Linked DNA regions of Homo sapiens: region 1 is linked to region 2. A link is a loop called in an ENCODE intact Hi-C map of the cell type or tissue named here. Cell type or tissue: Calu3. All regions are shown on one strand. Links, peaks and the distances in the headings refer to the core of each region. The heading gives the core; the rest is flanking DNA.

Evidence for each region. Peaks named below come from ENCODE experiments on the same cell type or tissue, not always from the same donor. Only the 100,000 strongest peaks of a DNase experiment are listed, where the experiment ranks them.
Region 1: a loop joins it to region 2, with 4 times the contacts of the local background. A loop is called at or near these places in 2 of 110 quality-filtered maps.

Annotation. Positions count from the first base shown.
Region 1 is chr5:65,329,142-65,340,737 of GRCh38, forward strand. ADAMTS6 (ADAM metallopeptidase with thrombospondin type 1 motif 6) reads right to left here. Exons shown (of 25, transcript NM_197941.4): 8 at 4,901-4,944; 9 at 237-342. Among named protein-coding and RNA genes, the nearest start is that of ADAMTS6, 150 kb to the right of the region's middle. In Calu3, for the core only: no CTCF peak of the experiment used is centred there; a DNase peak (open chromatin) is centred at 5,150.
Region 2 is chr5:64,812,293-64,823,888 of GRCh38, forward strand. All of the region lies in intron 10 of CWC27 (CWC27 spliceosome associated cyclophilin), which reads left to right. Among named protein-coding and RNA genes, the nearest start is that of CWC27, 49 kb to the left of the region's middle. In Calu3, for the core only: no CTCF peak of the experiment used is centred there; no DNase peak of the experiment used is centred there.

The DNA.
Region 1 (11,596 bases), core at 4,162-6,661, 520 kb after region 2:
ACTTAAATGTGGTGCATTCACCACTGAGGATACTACTCTTTGAATAACAAAGATTATCTAACAAGTCTCCAGTTCTTCAGGTGATTTATCCCAATACCCACAATAATAACATCATCTATTGGAATCAGACAAAAAGGTAGTAAAATAAGGTTCAGCACAGCCTTTCCATACAGTAGTTACAAGTTGCTCAAGAGCAGAGTTCTAAAATTTATTTTGATTTTCTTAAACTCACTCACTTGTGACCAATCTCATGTGCAATGGTAAAAGCTGAACCCAGGCCAATGTCTTCATTAATGCTGCAGCTCCTTTCAGGCTCACACATTCCAGCCACAGAGGCCAAGCCTGAATAAACAGAAAGAGACACAAAGGGTCAAGCCAAGGTGTTTCAGTCTTTAAAAGCCTATATTTATAAATGCCTGGATTCTTTTTAATAACCTCCATGCACAGAAGGAGCCGTTGGCAAAAGGTTAACTTTCTAGTCATTTGCAAAATCACTGGGGGGAATTTCACTTTGCCGGCTAGACATTAATATTTTTTGAACTGCAGTCAGTGCTGGAAAATGTCTAGACTAGGGGTTAGATTTATAAATTTTACTTCTGGTAACTTGGGACCACCTAGTAACTTGAGCCAGAAGAGGGAATTCAAGAAAGCATTTCTATTTTAACATTCTTCAGGCTGTAGAAAGCAAAATATATCCACATTATTTTTCTAAAGAGATCTGTTTAAGTTTAGTGGGTTCATAAAAATATACAAGCAACTTTCTAGTTACCAAAAAAAGGGGGAATCCCAAATTATTTTTTAAGTGATATTTTTATTAAAAAATAAAATGAATGATTCAAAAGATGGAAAGGAGAACTGTTAAAGATGGGAGGTTTTTGCATTTTTTTTAATCTCAAATTAATCCTGACAGTGATGCAACAATTTCTTTTAGTATTTTAATAGGAGGAAAGTCATTCACACATTCAGTGTCGTTTTTCCTCTCTCCTATCCCTTACTTCAATGCATTAGAGTTTTACTAATAAAGCAAATACTATGGTGTTAATTCGCTGATTCCAGTGAAATGTTATGTTACTCAAGGTATTCTCCCCTTGGGGATTTTAGTATGTAGAAGTTTTAATATTTACTTTCAAATGAATATCATGCTGTGTGAAATACTACAGAACTTTAAAGCAGTGCTTAAAAAAAGAATTTTTGTGCAAAAGCAAAAATGTCATCTCTTATAAGGAAACAGATGCCAAATCATATTTCATGCACATAGAAACAAAAAGTTATTTAGAAGTTGAAGGGGAAGTAGGAAAAACATTTTTTATGGTCAGTAGTCTACTATCATCACCCAAACATTAATAATTACTTTCCCACCAAAAGTGATTTCGATTCAATTCAATGAATATTTATTGAATACAGTAAGCAATGTTCTGTGCTAGGTATAATTTCCCAGCTGTACTAATTAGAAACAATAAATGGTATTCAATCCATATTTTTACTGACAAGAAAGCTCTAGAAGTTGTGTTTCTCTGTATTTTCTAATATGAGTATCAACAGCTACATTGGAACAGAGATGAGATTAATGCTGGATTTGCTAATAGATCGTTTGCTTTTCCTACTGTTTTATGCGAGACAGGCAAGAGTTGGGGAGGGAGTTGATTTCTGCCTCACAGAGTTATAAATACTGGTGATACCCCTGGGCTGCCCTTCCATTCATTAGAGGTATTGGGACCTGAAAAAGAGAATGTAAAAAGTGGAGCAGGATAACTTATTTTTTTGTTTCAGTTAATTTTTGGTTAATATTTAATATTTGTTTAAATATTTAAAATATTTTAATGAATGTCATTTCCAATCTCCACTGAGAGAAAGAGACAGACACACACAGTGAATTTTACTTTTATTTTGAGAAAAATAAAATGAGAAGTAGAATAGGAAAATACCTGAAATATTTTTTTAAAAATTGCATTATATTATCTGGCTTTAAGTTATTTGGTTCAATGTGGCCTATTATATGGGAAGAACAAAGCCACTCTGAATACTGTTTCTGTTTTGGCCTTTATGAAATGTATGTTTTTTCAAAAGAAAAGCAGAATTACTAAGAATAATTATTGTTAAATTAATGTTTCTTACATTTCCCAAAATCTATTATTCCATGGGTTAGCTTTTGGGTTTTGTTGTTGTTGTGTCGTTTTTTGGTATGTGCCATGTGGCTGTATTTTCAATTGAGAATTCTCAATGACTCCTCAAGGTGTATTTACAAGCACAGATTTACTTCTGCCATCTTATATAAAATTATTATCTCTGCTAGAACAACAACTTCAGAAAGAATATACTTGGAAAATTCCTACTTATTGAAATATAAAGCTAAATCTTAACTAAAATGAAAGTATTTTAAATGCTAATGTATTTTCACAACCCCCCACAATTTTCTGTATACCTATAAAATTGAGACTGTCAAAATTCTTATGTGTGATTGTGTTAATGGCGATTTGATAACTATTTCGGTCATTTAGGTTTCCTCAGCTTGATGGCCACAGTTTGCACCCTTAAGCCTACTTAGCCATGTTACAATTGGTCATCAGAATTATTAAGCAAAAGACTATGGAAAAATCAGTATAAAAACCAATATGAAAGTGACTAGAATACAACTTAAAAAGTAATCTGCTCAATTCTGTACTGATAATATATTTTCCATAGATGAAGTTAAAACGTGTGTGTGTATATATACATATATATGCAGCTCATTCAGTTTTCACAAGAAGTAGTATAAAAACAATATACAAGTTTATAATTTGAAAAATAACTTATATTGAGCTTGAAAGTGCATTGACACATACCTATTAATGTACTGATTCTATAAATTAATAAACTATCAAAGTTAGAACACATTATTTTGAGAAAAATAAAATGAGAAGTAGCATAGGAAAACACCTCAAATCTTTGCCAATAATGACAATCAAAGTACTAGGCAGTACTCAAAATACTTTATTTCTCAAAATACTTTATTTATCAAAATAAAAGTAAAATTCACTGTATGTGTGTCTTACCAATGTCATTAGGTTGGTGCAAAGTAATTTGCACCAATCTAATACAATGAAGAGCATATGTAAATAACCTACCTTCAAAAAGCAGAATATATATATAGGGAGAGACAGTGAGGGTATATATATATATATATATATATATAGAGAGAGAGAGAGAGAGAGAGAGAGAGTGTATATGTGCAAATGTGTGTATGTGTGTATATACACATTTCTTCAAATATAGATACACTAGAAAAATACTAGCTCTGGCTAATATGTGCACCTGATTTGAGGTCTAGTGTCTATTATATCTAAAATTGACTGAACACTTAATAAATACTTAGAGAATCTGTGAACAGTAAATATGGGGGGTAAGTTTAAAAGAATAGGCAATTTCTACATTAAATAATACCAGTTCATTTTTATAAACCTCTTTACTAAATACATCTACATTTTTTTCCTTAAATGATTTTAACCATGTCCATGTAGCATAAGGGCAGATATTACTCCTACATCATAGATAACAAAATTGAGGAACAAAGAGCTTAAATACACTGTAAAAGTTAATGTACTGAAACTGTCAAAGCCAGTTGTTAGTTCCCAGTTCAGAGTCCCCTCTGTTGGATTATGTTGGTCTTGTTAGCTTAAAACACTACAAAGTAAATCTTTTTGATGTGAGCTCGCTCAGCAAAGAGAGCTCTGTCTCCATTATGCTTTTTAACTAGCAAGCTTCTCCATAGTTAATACTCAGCATTGGCTATTTGAGATTTCTTCTTCAGCCATAAATCCTAAGGGAAATGGGTAGGAGAAGCCTGGGAAGTCAGGTAAAATTATCAAGAGAAATTTTAGTTTCCGAAGAGATATTTCACTGAACTTCCCAGGCAGTTGCATAACACTTTTCCTCCTACAACTACTTTAATTTGATCTTTGCAAAATGCTTGTGAGGTGCATAGGAATCAATTTCATAACTATTGTTTTACAGATAAGAAAATTGAGACTTGTCATAGAGAAACTAGAGAATTCATCTTCAGTTGTTTACCTTCTGAGTCTGTAAAAAGTCTCTATGACCTTAAAAAATTGAGAAAAAAAGCTTCTGTCCTTTAAAATAACTTTAGTTGCTTAATAATTTAGACTACTGGAGAGCTACCTTTTTTGCCCATTTGTATTTGCAGTTAACTATGAAATTATGCTCTGTAACAATGTGTAATTTTTAAAATTCTAGAATACTACAAAAATGCTTTTAAAAAGACAAATGACCCTTAGGGAGCACAAGAAAGATAATCCTGTCCTCTCTTTTCACCTGTGGCTATAATATTTTATAAGATTATTTTTTGTTGTTGTTGTTTGGGTAGTATAAAATTTCCAATACTATCTTAATTTATGGGGCTATACTTTTTCCACAAAATTGTACCAAAAAAAGTATTGTTCTTGGTGCCTCTTCATTAAGTATCCTTAGTTGTGTTTTTTTTTTCTTTCCTTTTCTAGCCTGAAATTTCAAGATGTTGACTGCTTTCATTTACTCTCACAATCTTGGTATTTCTAGAAAATACATTACAGAGATAGATTATATGAACATGAGTGATAACCTCGATTTATAATTCTTTAATGAATTTGAATCATATTCTAAGTTAATTTTAATAATCATTCCAGTTGTCAAAAAAGCCAATGAAATTTATATAATATTTATGATGGTAATAAATATTTGTTTCCTAGTAAATGACATATCCACAAAGGCTGGGTGTAACAGGTTTTAGGATTTCAGATGTACAGAAAGGAAAATGACCAAATTAATAATAAAGATTAAAGTCATTGGTCCAAAAAGACAATCAGAACCATTCTACCTTTATTAAAAAAAAAAAAAAAAAAAAAAAAAAAAACCAAAAAAAACTTACCCAGTGTTCCACAGGGCTTATTTTTATAAGTGCAGATATCATATCTATGGAGAAAACAGAGATGAAATTTGTAATCTGATCAGATTTGTAACATATTTTTCTATATTCATCATACTTCTCTCCTGAAGTTGTCAGACCACAATTAATGCAATTATGAGCAATCAACTGGAGTGTCGGCATTTTCAGCACTCTACAGTGCTGAGGGACACCACAGGCAGCACTACACTCACAGCCTCTGGCTGCAAGCCAATAGAACACCTGCCAGTAAGAAAGAAAGGTTAAAGTGGATTTTTGTAATCGCAAGTTCCATAAAACGATCTGCCATACTGTTTTGAAGCTAGAGTACCTTGTCTGCAGACTGTTACTACTTCTGCAAAACGCAAATAGGTGGCTTCTTATTTCCAATCTCCTTTGAACCTGTGGGAATAGGTTTTGTTACAGACACAGACTGCATTTTATACTTCTGAGCTATAGGCACTATTTGGAGTTGCTTTAACTCTAGCACAGGTTCTTGTTAAAGAAAAAAAGATATTGTAATACAACAATGGGAATAAAATTTATATTACATATTTCTCCTAGTTGTATACCAGCAAATTAGCATGGCTAAAATACAAATATTTTTAAGTGATTTTACAACAGGCTAAATGAATCTGTCAATAGAAACCTTCCCTAATGTTGATCAGATTTATTCTATACCATGCTGCATTATAACTCAATACAAAATATTGAGTCCATAATGTTGCATATTTTAAAAATATTACATTTCGAATCCTGTCAATATTGATATAAACATTTATTTTAAGCATTTTCAGTATATCCTTGTAAACATTTTTAAAACCAAAAGTATTTAAAGTTTCTAAAGTGAGAGTAAAAAATAAATGTAAAAGGCTAAAAATTTTTATTTGCCTCTGTTTTATGCTAGAAGCGAAAAGATTTCAGTTAAAAAGTAAAGCTTCACAAACTACAGGGAAATTCAAGTTGTAAGAGTTCTCTTTTATTATATATAAATAACGATTAGTCAATATTAGTAGGGGAGAGGGTTAGCAAATAATCCCATTCTTACTTATCAATCACCAGACTAAATTGTATATTATAACCAGCCATATCACTGGGTTGTTGAACTCATTAAAATTTCTGGAGATACCCTCTGTCTATCTTTAGAATTTCAAACTCTTCATCCTGCTCATTTTACATTTGAGGAAAGGGATTTTCTTTTCCTCTTGCATAAACTTCTCTTCTGACCATTCACATATTCATCCTCTCTATTTCTTCTTTTGTAATTGGTAAGCCATGGGACTGCAATGCTTGGAACACCCTCGAATGTAAGATATAGAGAGGGTACCAGTGTACTCATCGAAGCACCATAAAGTATATTCTTGGTGTCACAGTCAATTTATCTTGCAACATAGTGTGTTATGCCTATTGTTACATAGCCACAACCTTTTCTAGCAGTCTTCAAGAAAACGTAAAGGAAGACTTTTCATGGTAATGCAGATACAGATGTTTCAATAGAATCTATTTCTAAACCTCCAAGTTCCACAGTGCCCTTCCTAAAACTGGTCTACCAGTTTGCTGAACATTTATCATATGCCCAGGTATAGTGCCATATACTAGGAATAGAAAGATAAATAAGTTACTTTTGGTCTATTTGGGGAAATAAAACACAAGTGATATATTACAGAAAAATGTTGAAAAAAGATTAAATAAAATAAATGTAAAAATAGTTAGAGTTACATTATGCAATCAGTATTTGTTAACTACTATCATGATGATTATTGCCATAACCTACTTAAAAACAAAATATAGAAATACAGACAAAACAGTGAATACACATAGAAAACTAGGAAACAGATTCATATAGGACATACATCTGAAACAGGTTTTAAAGATTAAGCCAGATTAAAAAAAAAGAAAAGTAAAAGCATTCCAAGAAAAGAATAGAGTATTCAAAGGAACAAAGTCTAGAAAGAGTATGGCATATCTGAAGAACGATGAGAATTTCAGAGAGGCTGAAACATTGAATGCTAAACCAGATTTGTTTTTCTTATAGACAAAACCAACTTAGAAAATAGTTTGTATAGTAGAGAAGGATTTTTTCAAACCATGAGTATATATACAGATTGAGTTTATATATAGATATAAATCTGGAAGGATAACAGTGGGTATCTAAGGGAGAGGTGGGAGAGTAGGGAGAATATACATACATATATACATTTCTGTACAACCAACTTTAATCAGAAACTCTTTCAGCTATGCCTGTCTCTGATGATAAACACAAGAGAAACTTGATAATTAGCCAATGAATGTCTAATGAATGTTAAAAATGTGTTTTTCATTGCATTGAAGGAAAAAATTAGTGGTGCTCCAGATCTGTAGATTGGCCAAAATATTTCAGAAGCACTGCCCCACTTTGCATGAACCCATACAAAAACCCCACAAGCTTTGCAGGATGTATACTTAGGTAACACATCTGAGATTTGTCCTGTATGTCCACTCAATGGTTTGGAGTATTAGGGTTCCTGATAACAAATATAAGGGTAATAAATTCTGTCCCCATAATATTTTCATATACAAATTGAGGGCACTCTTCATGCAAAGTATTGTCAGAGCACCTAAATAACAGAGTTGGAATGTCATCAAGCTTATAAAATAAGGAATATGATATTTGTGCCTTCCTGCTTATTTTACAGATATTTATATTTATAATGGAATTTGATCTAAAACTTCCCTTCATTATAACTGATAACCTTTATCCACCAAATCCTAAGGTTTTGCCTGAACATACTAGCTTAGCTCAGTTTGCAACAATAAAAATTCCAGATTGATAAATGGAAGGCATGACAAGGTAATAAAAAAAAATTTATATGTGGCTATATCTACCATGATACCTACTTCTAATAGATTTATCTTCTTTAGGCCATTCTTATAATTGCCTTCCCTGAATATGTATCATGGAATAGCAGAAACAGACTGTGGGCAGAAGAAAGACTTCAGTCATGGATTAAAAAGTACACCATCTTATCCATGAATTATATAATATAGAATCAAGTTGTATTTATACTATAAATTGGGAATAATAAATCTGAAACATTAAAGTTTCTATTGAAGGTAAACTTCACTATACTTAATTTCCATTCAAATATAGAATTGATGAATATGAATATTTTTCCATACTTTGTGTATACTCACTCAATATCATGTTACCTGCACATAACAAAATGTTCAGCAGAAGTGCAAGGTAATCATTTGAGACATTTTTTAAAACTCAAAATTGCTTTTAGTTTATTATTTACATATTTTATAAACTTACTATTATCTCATATTTTACCTTTTTCAATTTCTTTTTTGTGGGATATTTCTTACTCTATTCATTCTCTTATTCCTATTTTCCTTCTTCTTCATGTATAAATTCCTGATTCTTTCCTTTCCCACAAACTATTCTCTGTGCTGTCAGCCCCATATTTCTTACAAATGTAAAAATCTTGAGAAATCATTTAATTCAAGCTCTACTACACTTAAGCCAATGTCTCTTAAAGTAGGCCAAATATGAACCAGCTTATTTCAGTTCCTCGATATAACTCTCAGTCGTCTCCCATCTTATATTTAAATATCATTTTTAAATTTTATGCTATAATAATAATCTTCACTAACTTCACACCCTCTTTCTTTCTTTTACCTAACTTTCTCATTTTTACTTTGCATCATATTCACTCTACATCCCATCAACTCTTCTCTGCCATACTGTGGGTTTACCTTATTTTCCTCCAGATCCAAGCCACTTCAGGAAAAATTACAAAGAAAAATAATGCAAGGAGTCTCGCTTTATCCCAAATATATAATTGGTATACTTTTAGGACTTTTATTGCAGCAGTACAAATTGAAGAAAGAAGAGATTGAGGAAAAGGAATTCTAATTGCTTACTCTCAACACCCTTTACAAAAATCAGTCACTACTAAATCCTTACCAACCCACAGGTGGCAGAAGCCCCCAAACTTAGGCCTGTGATCCTAACTTCAGACTAGGCTAAGAAGTACACTGGAATGCTAAGAATTAAAAGAAAAGCTGAAATAAAATTGGAAAATGTTCTTTATTCTGAATTTGGATAGAAAAATAGCACCTTATCCCTATGGTACTTTTTTGGTTTTCTTTTCGTGAAAGTGTAATAACGGCTTCAGATGAAAAAGAATTAAGAAAGTTGGTCATAGGGAATCTACATAAAGCCCAGTACTTTAGGGAAATCAGGGTTCCACTTTTGAGTGAGTAGATGAATGCATATGTTGCCATTCTTTTACCCTAAATTCATAATGACGTTGGACAATTGAGCAAGATCAAAACTAGAGAATTTGGTTGAGACTGTAACGTTGGTATACTTTTTGGGTATGGATACTTTCAACTCTTTAATCTTCTAGTCACTTTTGCCTAGGCATGGCTATCAGAAGAAACTGACCAAAACACATGATTAAGTTGCATTTTAAGATCTCCAAAATATAGCGTTACCTTCCACCACCAGCAGACATGCCCCCAGGGCAGCCAAGCAGCCTTTTGTCTGAATCCCAAGCCTGAGAAGCAGCCCCATGGGCTGCCCCTGAAAGACACACCCTCCCAGCCAGCCAAGCAGCTGTGTGCCTGAGCCCAGAGCCAGGAATATAGCCCCATGGGCCACCTGCAGCAGACACCCACCCAGGCCAGCCAAGAAGTCATGTGACCACATCCCAGGCCTAAGAAACAGCCGTGTGGGCCACCACTGGCAAACACGCCCTAGGCTAACCAAGGAGCTGTGCAGCTGTGTCCTAGGCAAGATAAACAGCCTGCCCCCAGCAGACTTGCCACCAAGCCAGCTGAACATCCTTATGCCTGCATTACAGGCCTGAGAAATAGCCCTGTGGGCCAACCCTGGCAGACACATCCCCATGCCAGCCAAGCAGCTGTGCACTCATGTCCTGGACCTGAGAAATAGCCCTCCAAGCCACTCTTGGCAGGCACACCCCCAGGCTGTCTAAGTAACTGCATGCCTGTGTTTCCAATCAGAGTAATAGCACGATGGCCCTAAACCTAGTGAGTCAGACTGCAAGCTAGCCAACCCACCATGTGCATACATTTCTGACCTGAGAAATAGCCCAGCAAGCCCACCCCGGCAAAGCTATGCCACCATCAAAACAAACTCTCTCAGCCAAGGTCACTGAGAAATTCACAAACACCACTAATGTGAATTACAGCTGAAGAAACTATACACAGACAATACTACTGTGTCTATCTAGAACCAAGGCTAACAGACCCCACCAAACTGACACCCCAAGACCTATTTATATGGATTAATCTTTCCCTATGAAACCTACTCCATAAAATTAGAAGAGGTAGCTTTTCTACCAGTTGCACAGAAATCAATATGGGAACATGTCAATCATAAAAAAAGCAAAAAAAAAAAAAATGCAACCCACAAAGAAAAACAATAATTCTTCAGTAACAGAAACCAAATCATAAGGAAATATATGAAATGCCAGAAAAAGAATTCAAAAAAATAATCTTAAGGAAAGTGAGATATAATATAGATAGACAATTTAATGAAATCAGAACAATTAACGATTTGAATGAGAAATTCAATAGAGATAAATATGAAATAAAAAATAGAAGAAAAGAGAAATACTAGAATAGAAGAATTAAATGAAGGAAATAAATACAATCAAGAGTTTCAACAACAGACTAGATCAGGCAGAAGAAAGAACTTCCAAACAGAAAGACAAGTATTTTGAAATAACACAGGCAGAAAAAGTAAAGAAAGAAAAAGGAACAAAAAAGAATGAAGAAAGCCTATAGGATTTATGGAACACTAATAAGTTAACAAAAGTTTGTATTATGAGCTTCCAGAAGGAGAAAAGAAGGAAAAAAGTGAGGAAACCATATTTTATGAAATAATAACAGAAAACTTCCAAAGACTTGGGAAAGAGATGGACTTCCAAAGTCTTAGGAGAGAGTCCAGAAAGCTCGAATAACTCTAAATGGATTTACTCCAAACAAGTCCTCTCCAAGGCACACATAGTCAAATTGTCAAAAGTCAAAGCAAAGAATTTTAAAAGCAATGAGAGAAAAGTGTCAAGTCATATATAAACAAATCACCATTAGACTAACAGCTAATTTCTCAGCAGAAATCTTATAGGCCAGGAGAGAATGAGAAGGTGTATTTAAAGCACTGAAAGAAAAAAAAAATATGCCACCAAAGAATAGTATACCCAGCAAAGCTATCCTTCAGAAATTTAAAAAAATATATTATTTCACAGACAAGCAAAACCTAAGGAACTTTCGTAACACTAGCCTGGCCTTACAAGACATGCTCAGGGAAATCTCACATCTGGAAATCAAAAAATAATAACCATCATCATGAAAACATGTAGAATTATAAAACTCACTGGTCAAGCAAATACACAAAGAATAAAGACAAAGGAATCAAACCTCAGCATTACAGAAAACCACCCAATGGTAAAAGTAAACAATAAGAGAGGAAGGAAGGAGCAAATGATAAACCAAATAACTGGAAAATGATCGATAAAATTACAGGAATAAATTCTTATCTATTAATAGTAACCTTGAATGTAAATGGATTAAATTCCCCATTGAAAAGATATAAACTGGCTAAATAGATTTAAAAAAAAAAGGACCCAATATAAATTGTCTGCAAGAAACACACTTCACCTGTAAAGA
Region 2 (11,596 bases), core at 3,845-6,344:
AAATTATCATCTCTAGGATGTGCCTCTCTTCATCTCACAGAAGATTTATAAGCAAAGAGTGAAATTAACTAGGACTAGAACATTTCTGCTTCCTTTCATTCTCTTTTGTCCCAACGTGTTGGACTGAAGCAGACAGTAAAAGAAAGGAAGAGAAATAGAAATCCAAGATCTATATACTGGGTAGTTGGTCTCTGAATAAAGAAAATTTGCAGTTGTTTTTTTGCTTTGGTATGGAGTAGTAGTAATCCAAATGTTGTATTTTCAGGAAATCTTTCTGTTTAACAGCAAATATTAAGCTTTGGACCAGTCTCAGGTTTAATGAAATTTACATGCTAATTTTTACTAGAACTTGATTTTTATTTTTGTATATTTTTTCCTAACCAATCATTCTATTCTCAAATATATGTTATTCGTGTTCCCAGCCACTGTGTAAGAACTGGTGCGTGCCAGGAAGTGGTAGGCTCCAGGAACATGAAAATAAAGGAGATATGGTTTCTATCTGGAAATGTTCACAATATAGTGTAAGAATAAGAATTGTCAACAATTAATTACAATTCAGTATGACAAGCGCTCTGCTAGACGTGCATACAAAGTGCTATGGATGTTAAGTAGGCAGTATATATTTCAGGAAAAGATCAAAATACCAGATTTAAAAGGGTTGAACAAAAATTGCCATTTTTGCAAATCAAAAACAGTCAAATATCAGCAATTTCATATGTATGACTCTGATGCTAATAAAATAAGTCATTTTTTGGAGCTACTATTTAAAAGGAATAACACTTTAACATTATATTCAATTATTTAAATAATGTTGCATAATCTCTCAATGTAGACTAGGTGGTTTGTTTTAATTGCCTTTACCAGTTATGGTTAAAATTTTGGAATAGTATTAATTGTAATAGAAACCATACTATATTTAGCATTTCTGGCAAGCTTCCATTTTTCTTCTGTTTGGACATTAATAGCAATAATTTTTGGATATTCTGGACTAAACTGTTTCTTGGGCCACTTGAAATAAAAATACCACTTTTAAAGTGCCTATTCAGTTCATTGAGAACCAGTTAATCCGTATCCAAGGAATCACCTTCAAAACAAACAAACAAAAAAAATCCTTGAACTTCAGCTATGTATATCAGAAATATGACAACCCTACTGTTTTTACAATTAGATTTTGTATGGCAGACAGGAAGCAGTGAAATGCACATGTGGGAGAAGCTTCTCTTGTCAAAATAGAAAAGAGGTATTTGCATCTCTTTAGAATGTATTGATTTATATTATCCTTGAGAGTTAGAATCCATTGATCTCACTGCATCAGTTTATAGGGAATAGAATTGTGCATTTGAAACATAGATTTGACATTATGTGCAGAAAAACATTCTTTAAGTTATTCAGCATTGGTCTCTACCCCGGAACAAATATAGTCATGTTGAAAAATTGTGAAATATTCACTGCTTTCTGGCCTTTTTAGGCCATATACTGTGAATTCCCTGTAAATTAAATTGGAAAGTATAGTTTGGGAAGAGAAGGGCCACTGAAGAAGTAAAGTTCTTCTTTGTTTTACACAAAGTTGGAAGTACATGAAGTTATGCAAGAGCCTGAGGGAAAATTATAATTAGTGATTTTATTTTTGCTATCTCTAGCTCTTCTTTTACTCCCCTTTTCCTCTAACTCAAGCTTGTCCAACCCGTGGCCCATGGGTCACATGCAGTCCAGGATGGCTTTGAATGCAGCCCATCCTGGGCTTTCTTGGCAAACTTTCTTAAAACATTATGAGATTTTTTTTGCGATTTTTTTTTTTTTTAGGTCATCAACTATTATTAGTGTTAGGGTATTTTATGTGTGCCCCAAGACAACTCTTCTTCTTCCAGTGTGGCCCAGGGAAGCCTAAAGATTGGACACCCCTGCAACTGTTCAGGGGCTTTACTACCCTTTGGATACCACTTCGGTTTTGCACAGTCATTTAGTTCTTCCTTTGAACTAGGTACTGCACTGGGGCCCAAAATACTGAAATTAGTAAGTATCAGTCTCCTTTCAAGTTGCTTAGTTTCTAATAAGCAACTTGAAAACAATACCTAACCTATACAAATGAATAAGGGCTGTGAAGGGTTCATAGGTGTTCTGGCTAGGAAATTGTTCTGTTATTCCACAGATATTTATTATTATTCTACCTTGGGGTCAGACACTTTGCTAAATCAACTTATTTCCCTAATATAACTTCCACAGCAAAGGTATAAGATATACTTTGTTTTATGATCCTTCTTTTACAAATGTAAAAACTGTACTTTAAGAGGTTAAGTGACTTGCATTATGTCCCATAGCTAGAAAGCAGCGACACCAGTACTTGAACCTGCAATGGTATGACACCTCTACAGAGCCTAGAGAGGGGTTGGCCAGAGCCAAGTCATGTGTGTCCAGCTAAAGAAAGACTGACATGAAATGTTTCTAGCAAAGATGTGACATTATTTCACATATATTATAATATAACTCTTTGTAAGCATAGGGGATGGATTAGAAGGAGACTGAAGCAGAAAGACGAATTAGATTATTACACTAGTCCAGGGAGAAGTAATAAGGGCCTAACTAAGGTGTAGTATCTGTGGGGATGGATTTGAGAGATATTAAGGAGGTAGATTTATTAAGACATGGTAACAGATTGGATGTAGGAGACCTGAAGGTATATTTCAAATATACCAAAGGTATATTCCAGATGACTCCTAGTTTTCTGGCTTGGAAGACTGGCTAAGAAGTAGTAGTAATAAGCATTGAGATAGGAACACTGGATATTCCTACTCCTCTCCTCAGATATTTTTGCCCTGTTGGTCCTTTCTGATATACCTCTGTTTTGCTACACATAAACGTATATCCTGAATTGTTTCTTATTCAATTGCTTTCTTTATTAGTCAGCTATATTAGGTTATGCACCCAAATCTCAGTGGCTTAAAAATCTCAGCTAATATTTGTTTTCTTGCTCTGGCTACATCCTGATGGGCAGCTGTGGATCTGCTCCACATCATCTTCATTCTAGGCCTGGGATGAAGGAACAGCTCCTCTCTGAAATGTGCTACTCTCATGGCAGGAGGAAAAGAGTGATGAAGGAATGATATGCTGGCTCTTAAAGCGTCTGCTTCGAATTGGCATATGCCACTTTATTTCACTGGCCAAAGCAAGTTATATCGTTAAGCCTGATGTCAATAGGATGAAGTATAAACCTTTCATAGGGAGGAGCAGTGAACTGTTGGAAAAGATAATGCAATCTACTACAGTCTCTACGATTTAAACAGAAATTGCTGTCTACATCTATGACTATGTAGTAAGTTTGATCATCATATTCCTGGCAGCCTGGAGGAAGAAAATGGCAAATATAATAAAAATTATATAATTACCATTACCTGAATTTTTAAAAAAACTATATATCAATTCCTAGTTATTTCAGACTTCTAGAAGTACAAAATTCTAAAGGAAATTTTATCTTATCAGTCTTTACACCCAAGGGTGGAGAAGAATACAGTGGATATCTTCCATAATTTCACAGATGAATAACACTTCATATACATACAACATTAAATTGTAACTTTCTTATTAGATATCTTAAGAATCCTTTGGTTATAAGGAATAGAAACCCACTCAAATTAGCTCAAGTAAAGGAATTTCTGTATGAAGGAATAGGGGAGTTGTATAGAATCCAGATAAAAGAATTGCATACAGTCTTTTCAAGAAAGCAAGTTGTCAGGAAGTTACATTTTCTCTCTTTTTTTGCAGCTTTTCTCTTATACTTTTCTTTTATTCATTTGTTCCATTATCCTCACATACCTGTTTTCTCCATAGAGCTCTAGTCTGCTACTTGTTGCAGTTGAGTTCTTCAGAAGTAAATTGACTGGATTTCTGTGTCCAAAATCTGAATATTTGGGAGAGAGAATCTTATTGGCGTGGCCCAGGTCAGGTGTCCACTCAATTATGCCATTGATAGAGGAAATGGAAAGCCACGAAGTATGCAGATGTGGCAAGGATGGGTAGCTCCTCCAACATCTATCCTTCCTTCCCTCTTACCAGAATGCCAGTGTTTAACTGGAGTCATGGCTGCTTAACTGAAACACATTCATCAGTCTCCTTCATTGTTAAGTATGGTCGTATGACCAAATTTTGGCTAAAGAGGTGAAACAGAAATGTGTCAGACATTCAGGCCGTCTTTTTTAAAGGAAGGAAGAAAGAAGCTAGCCCTCTTTCGTACCTGCCTCTTCCTGTCAGCCTGGCACACAGATTTGATGACTTGAGCTAAGGACGGTAGAATAGAGAGGAGCATGCGTCCTTGAAGACTTCGTGGAACCATTGTTGCAGCTTGAAATGCCTACCTCTGGACATTTCCTATATGAGATAAACTACCTTTCAGGTTGATTCAGTCACATTATTTGAAATTTCTCTTATGTGTGGTAGAACCCAAAATGATACAAGGCAGCTTTTTTTCAGGCCTGTGAATAGAGCAGGTTCTCTAAGATGGGAATACAGCAGGGAGGAAACGAATGGCTGCATCATTATTTCTAATAGTTTTTGTAGTTGATTTTCTTGTTTTTCCTGGAAGAGAGTCATATCACTTTGCAACACCCAGCATCTCTACCCCTCTTCTCACTTTTGGCTGATCACCTTGTATTTCATTAAGAAACAGAAGCAGTGAGAGAGAACTTGTTCCTTTTCCCACCACCAAATCTACCTATCTGCATCTGAATCTATTTTCTTCTGGCAAGGGCAACCCCTTCACTCTGTGTCCTGGTCCTCATATCCTTTTACTTTCTCATATGTTTTGGCCGTGCTATTACCCACTTTACTCTTTTTGCTCACTTTGCACCAAGCATATTCTTCTCATACCAAGGTCACTCCTCTTTCAGGCCTCTGCACTTCTAGTTACCTCAGCATGAAACTTTCTTCTCTGAGTTATTCTTAGTAGCCATTCATTCTTTTTGTTCAGTCCCTTGCTCAAATATCATCTTAACAGAGAGGCCTTTTCAGACTATACTATTTAAAACAATTTGCCTCTATTCTACCAGGGGTACTTATTCAAGTGACCTAAAGACAAATTTATAAAATTTGCTTGACTTTCATAAAATACATATGTTAGGATCTACTCCTCTAAAACAACAACAACAACAACAAAACCTCAGTAGGTTTAGTATATAATTTAGAAATCATTTTTTTCTACAAAGTTCTACAACTTTTTAAGAACTAACAACCACTGTAGTGTTTATCAACATTAATCTTCTAAATGAGTGGATTTGTTTAATTTTGTTAGTTTTACTGAATCTTGGCCTTTATGTGTAATTGTCTTATAACAGCAGACACAATATAAACCATTCAGTAATGACCTACTTTGAAGTCTCACAGAATTCATTATGATTATTTCCTAGCTTTTTGCTAGTTTTGATATGTTAGTGATATTTGATCTCTCCTCCCTCCTTACTCTTTATTATTTAGATATAGCTATACCATGAGTCTCAGTTATTTAATTTATGTGTGTGCATATATATTGATTTAATTGTTTTTACCATTTAAATGCACCTATGTGAGTGTTAAGCCTTCAGTAGGATTTCCATTTTTATTTTGAAGCACATCAGTGCCTTGTTATATCTTTAAATGTAATTTCACATTTGATTTATTTTTTGTGTACTCACATTTCTTTTAGAGACCCTTAATACATGTTACTGCTTTTTCTAATTCCTAATTTTATGTTGTGAACTTAGCCTGCTTTTCATTTTAACATTTATGGTGTTGATTTACCTACTTCTTTACAGTTATCTTATTTTAAAAGTCTAAAAATTATATGATAATTGGTGGGTTTCTGCTCTTTCTGAAAAGTACTTTTCTTAAGGTCAAAGGCAGATGTTAATTGGCATATGAGTTTAAGTTGCTGAATCACTTCTTTTTAATCTGTATTTTCAATTTGTTCTGGAAATTCATTAGATCAAAGGTATGTATGTACTCAATAGATAGGAAGTTAGATTTGTCCTTACTGTATATTTGATTTTCTTGATTCTATTGAAAAAAGAATGTTTTCTTAGCTTTGAAAGTTATATAATGACTTCCTGCCAATTTCTTCTTCCTTTTAGATAAGCGTTTACTTTAGTTTTATTAGTCATTACAAATTAATAGAATTTCCGGATATGCTTTTTTTGCTCACAATATTGACAGTAACTTGAAATATTTTAAAGACAGGCTTTGTTTAATGAAGTTAAAACGAAAAGCCTTTGGCTTGGCTCCAAAGCATCCAGATAAATATTACATAGGCCTGGGACAAAGACTAGGGTGTTATGGGACCTTGTATTTTATATCCTGCTGCTGTTTGGTAAGAGTAAGTTTTGGGTGAAGTATGTATGTACATGTCTAGTCACCTATAAAAAATGATATATGTAGCTGACCTGTGGAAATACATTTAGTGTGATAGAAGGTGAGGTTATCTAATCCTGATGGTACTGGAGAATAGCCCAGAAATCAAAGACCAGGATAACATTGCAGTTATTCAACAGCCTTATTGTTTGGCTTTATACTCATTCTCAGGTAGGATTTCTTAGTATTTTAGTGAAGTTTTAAAAATTATGTTTTGTTCCTTTTATTGTTTTAGCCTGTGCTGTATAGTATGAAAATAATTATAGAACAAAATGTGCTTACCTTTTAGTAGCTATTTAAAGATATTTGCTCCTAGGTTTTATGGTCAATTAATTAGTAATGAAAATACACATGTTGCTTAGCTTTTTCGTATATGTTGGGAGCATAGGTGAATAAAGGCAAATAAAGTTAAAAAGCAAGTTGGGATCTAGATTATTTTGTCTTTTTAATGCTAGGTTCGGATGTTTGCAGAAGACAATGGTCACTTGACTTTAAGGAGACAAAGTGAGAGGTTTCCTTTTGTTAGCCAAACTAGCTTTATTTCTAAATTGTGTCAGTGAACTATAATAATTTTCAGTGGGACAAAAGGGACATCATACTGGACTTAATAATACCTGGGTGATGAAGTAATATATACAAGAAACCCCTCTGACATGTATTTACCTAGGTAAGAAACCTTCGTGTGTACCCCCGAACCTAAAATAAAGTTAAAAAAGGGTGACTGATATGGTTTGGCTATGTCCCCACCCAAATCTCCTCTTGAATTGTAGCTCCCTTAATTCCCACATGTTGTAGGAGGGACCCAGTGGGAGGTAATTAATCATGAGGCTGGGTCTTTCCTCGTGCTGTTCTCATGATAGTGAATAAGTCACACTAGATCTGATGGTTTTATAAAGGGGAGTTCCCCTGTACACGCTGTCTTTGCCTGTCACCATGTAAGATGTGACTTTGCTCTTCCTTTGTCTTCTGCCATGATCATGAGGCCTCCCCAGCCATGTGAAACTGTGAGTCAGTTAAACCTCTTTCCTTTATAAATTATCCAGTCTTGGTTATATCTTTATTAGTAGCGTGAGAATGGACTAATACGGGGACAAAACACCTATTATAGTACTTAAGCATGGCCTGCAACACAAACTGACAACTTAGGACTCTTGCCTTTAGAAAGGAATTACAACCTAAGGATGGTTAAATTGCAGCATCACTGCTTTCAGTCTTTGGTATTATGGTCATAGTTTGGGAGAATGTTTGAATTACCTTAATTCATGCAGTTTAAGGTCATTCAGAGCTTTTTGCTATTAATATGTATAAAAACCCCTACTAAATAATTTTCATAAAACTGATAAATAGTGTTTATTCCAACAAAGACATATATGAGAAAATTTTCAGTTTATTCTTTCAAAAGTTTTAACTAATATTTTAAGAGTGTTTGAAAGTTGATGCTGTGTATTTATTTGAACTGTTCTTTTTTTTAAATACTGTAACTGCTCAAGATTACTTTAGATGAACACCTGGCACCTAAACCGGGTATAAACAAAATGGAAACAAATAAAACCTTACAAAGCTGTAAATCTGACATGGAAATATACTATGCCAAAGGGCACACTTCATCTGGGCTCTTTAAGGTGAAACAACTCCCAGTTTTCAGCCAGAGCAGTGACCTGGCCTTAGTATATTGTGCTATTGTACAACAGTCTTTATCTGCTTCACATCACTCAAGTTCTGTTTAACTTTTTGTTGTTGTTGTTGTTGTTATATTTTCATTCTAATTCTTAGAACAAAAAGAAATCCTTTTACAGAGTATGATACCTTGAACTAGAAGAGCCACTTAAGTATATGTGAACCAATATCTAGAGTGTGACATACCTATTAAATCTTAAAGAAGGAAAAAAAAAGAAAAGATGGTTAAAAGATAGAGAGATAGATCAGTGGGACAGAATACAGAGTCCACAAGCAGACCTACACAAATATAGTCATCTGATTTTTTTGACAAAGGTACAAAGATAATTGGATTGAAAAATGATAGTCCTTTCAACAAATGGTACTGGAATAATTGGAGATCTATGTGCAAATAAATAAATCTTGATACATACCTTATATTTTATATAAAAATTTACTCAAAATGGATCATAGACCAAAACATAAAACTATTACACTTCTAGAAGAAAAAGAGAAAATCTGTATGAACTTGGGGTTTGACAGTGAGTTTTTAAACACAAAAAGCATGATCTGTGGACAAAAATGATGAAGTAAACTTTATCAAAAAAAAAACAAACCTTTGGTTCTGTGATAGATGCTTTTAAGGAGATTAAAAAACAAGCCACAGACTGGGAAAACAATATTTGCAAACCATATATCTGATAAAAGACTTGTATCCAGAATATATAAAGAACTCTTAAAATTCAACTATAAGAAAACAAAGCAATTTTTTTTTTTTTTTTTTTGAGAGAGTCTCACTCTGTCGCCAGGCTGGAGTACAGTGGAGCAATCTTGGCTCACTGCAACCTCCAACTCCATGGTTCAAGTGATTCTCCTGCCTCAGCCTCCCAAGTAGCTGGGATTACAGGCACGTGCCACCACACCCAGCTAATTTTTGTATTTTTAGTAGAGACGGGGTTTCACCACGTTGGCCAGGATGGTCTCAATGTCTTGACCGCATGAGCCACCATGCCCGGCCAACAAAGTAATTTTTTAAATGGTCACAAGAGCTTAACAGATATTTCCCCAAAGATAATAGATGAGGCAAATAAACGTGAAAATATGTTAATATCCTTGCTGAGATGGACTATTAAGCCAAAAAGGATTTAACATTTTCTATGTATTGTTACTTCACACTTCAGCATATAGTGAATAAGGAACTAGAGGAAAAGAAAGTTTAAGGCATATTTGTTTTTAAAACTTACCTGTTTTAATCTTCTACTGCAGGGAACATAGAGCTTACATTCTAGTACTAACCCTTAGTTTTTTGTTTTGCAGAAAATCCTGAAGCTGCTCTCTTTACCATAGGATCAGAGTGGTATTGCAAAAAGAGTAGGGGAAGAATGGTGAAGTTAGAGAGCTTTCCCACCTTTCCCTAATTGTGTTTTTAAAAGTTTAACTTATTCAGGATTACTCTCCCAGAACTTGGCAATATAGGATTTAAACACAGATATCCTTGACTTAACTGCCATATTATACCTCCGTTGAGATGAGGGTTAAGGAATGGGATATTAGAATGGTGTACCAAGGATATAGAAAGTAGGTGCAAGGGGATAGGTGAGAGTTTGATATCCTGATAACTGCAGGAACTTTTGTACACATGGTTGCATGTCTGCCGGAATTGGTAGAAAGTGTTAGAAAAATAGACTGGGGCCAGGTCATGACGGGCCTTGTATGGCGTATTTGGAAATGGACTCTGTCCTTTAGATGGTAGAAAACAATACAAAGATTTAAAGTTGGAAAGTTACATGATTAGGGTTTGTTTTTGGGAGATCACCATTGTATAATAATAACATGGAAAATAAACTGGGAGGAGCCAAGGTTAGAGATTGAGGAGACAGACATGACATGATGAAAACCTTGAAGCAGTGTTCTGTTTGATAGGTAATTTGCATCCATCAAACAGTTTTTCAGACATCTACAATATCCAAGTGGCATAAAGCTCTCAGCTGAGCCAGATAGTTAGCTGTGTGTATACAAAGAAATCTATATAAAACACAAGATTAGAGAAAGTACAGTAGCTTCATGGAACATGGAGAGATTAATTTTGAATTTATGGATTAGGAAGTCTGCATGTATGCAAGTAGCATTAATTTTAGGCCTTGAAGAAGGGGTAGAGTTTGAATAAGAGGAAATGGGTGGGGAAGGGAATTTCCAGAAGAGGAAACTGAGAAAAGTACAGGGTGTATTTGAGGAATAATCTATTGTGACCAGAGGAGAGAATATAGTTGGAAATAAAGCTGGAAAAGATAGGTTGGAACCAGATAATGATTTACCTTCCTGTATAATAAACTGTAAATACAACTCATTTTGCTTTATTTGTGTGTTATTTCAAGTGTACAGATAAACATATTAATAGATTAATTTTTTTAAAACTAGAGTAAATCAATTTGAAGGATTCAAGGCTGGATTAATATTGAATTTCTGCATTTTTGGAAAAGAGTAATATGAGTAGGAAGGTTTGTTAAGATTACTATTTTAGATTATTATTTTACTTTTTACAATTTGAAAATGAATATCAAATCACTACAGTAAATGAGGTAATGGTTTAGTGAGAAGAATGAATTTACATAGCACGATTAAAACAAATTTTATTTCTAGCACTAGGCTAGAATTTATTTGAATAACAAATGTTACTCAAATTTAATGACAACTGTGATCTATGAATATTTAGGTTCTGATGCCAGCATTGTTTGCTAGAAATGAGATCTGAGTAAACCAATTTTTCTGAATCTCCTGCTTCCTCATCAGTAAAATGCAATCAATACCTGCCCTTCCTATTTCAGTGGTGTTTTGATAAGGTCAAATGAAATGTGTACATGAGACCACTTTTAAAACGTAATGCCATTGATGGCCTGTGATTATAAAGTTGAAAGTACCATTGATACCACACAGTCCAGTTCTGTCATTTAACAACCATAGAGCAGCTCACTGTCTGATACTCTCTTCCAACCATGGCGTATTTCAAAGTAAAATTAAAAATTAATTTGTCAGGTAATTGACAATAGTTATTAAGCCTATATGGCAACCAGAGTATTATCTTTTAAGCGACTGTATTTAAAGGGTGTAGTTCCAATGAAGTAGAATTGATGAAGCCAGTCTATAGGGATAGGGAAACAAGACAAGCCTACCTACAAAATTAGTAGCTATTATCCTTCATAAGCATCCTGGTTTTCCCACCTCCTACATCCCTCTGTTGGATACAGAGAATGACTTGGCATCAGATGCAATTACTGCCTAACTCATGCTCTGTAAAACATGAGCACATGAAATTAAGAAAGTAATACATTAAAAAGTACCAAATAGTATAAACAGACTGAGCACTCTAAATACATAGGGAATCTCTGTAAAATGTTAAGTCAAGTGAAGTTAAATAGAATTTTCCTGAAGGTGCGTTTTAAGGCAGGTTTATGCTGCCAACCAGCCGGAACTCAAACTGGAGTAAGTAGGATATAAGAGTAATTTTGCTAGTGAAAGGAATGGTCTCTTTTAAGATAATATTTGCTAATTGTATTTTATAAAAATTGTT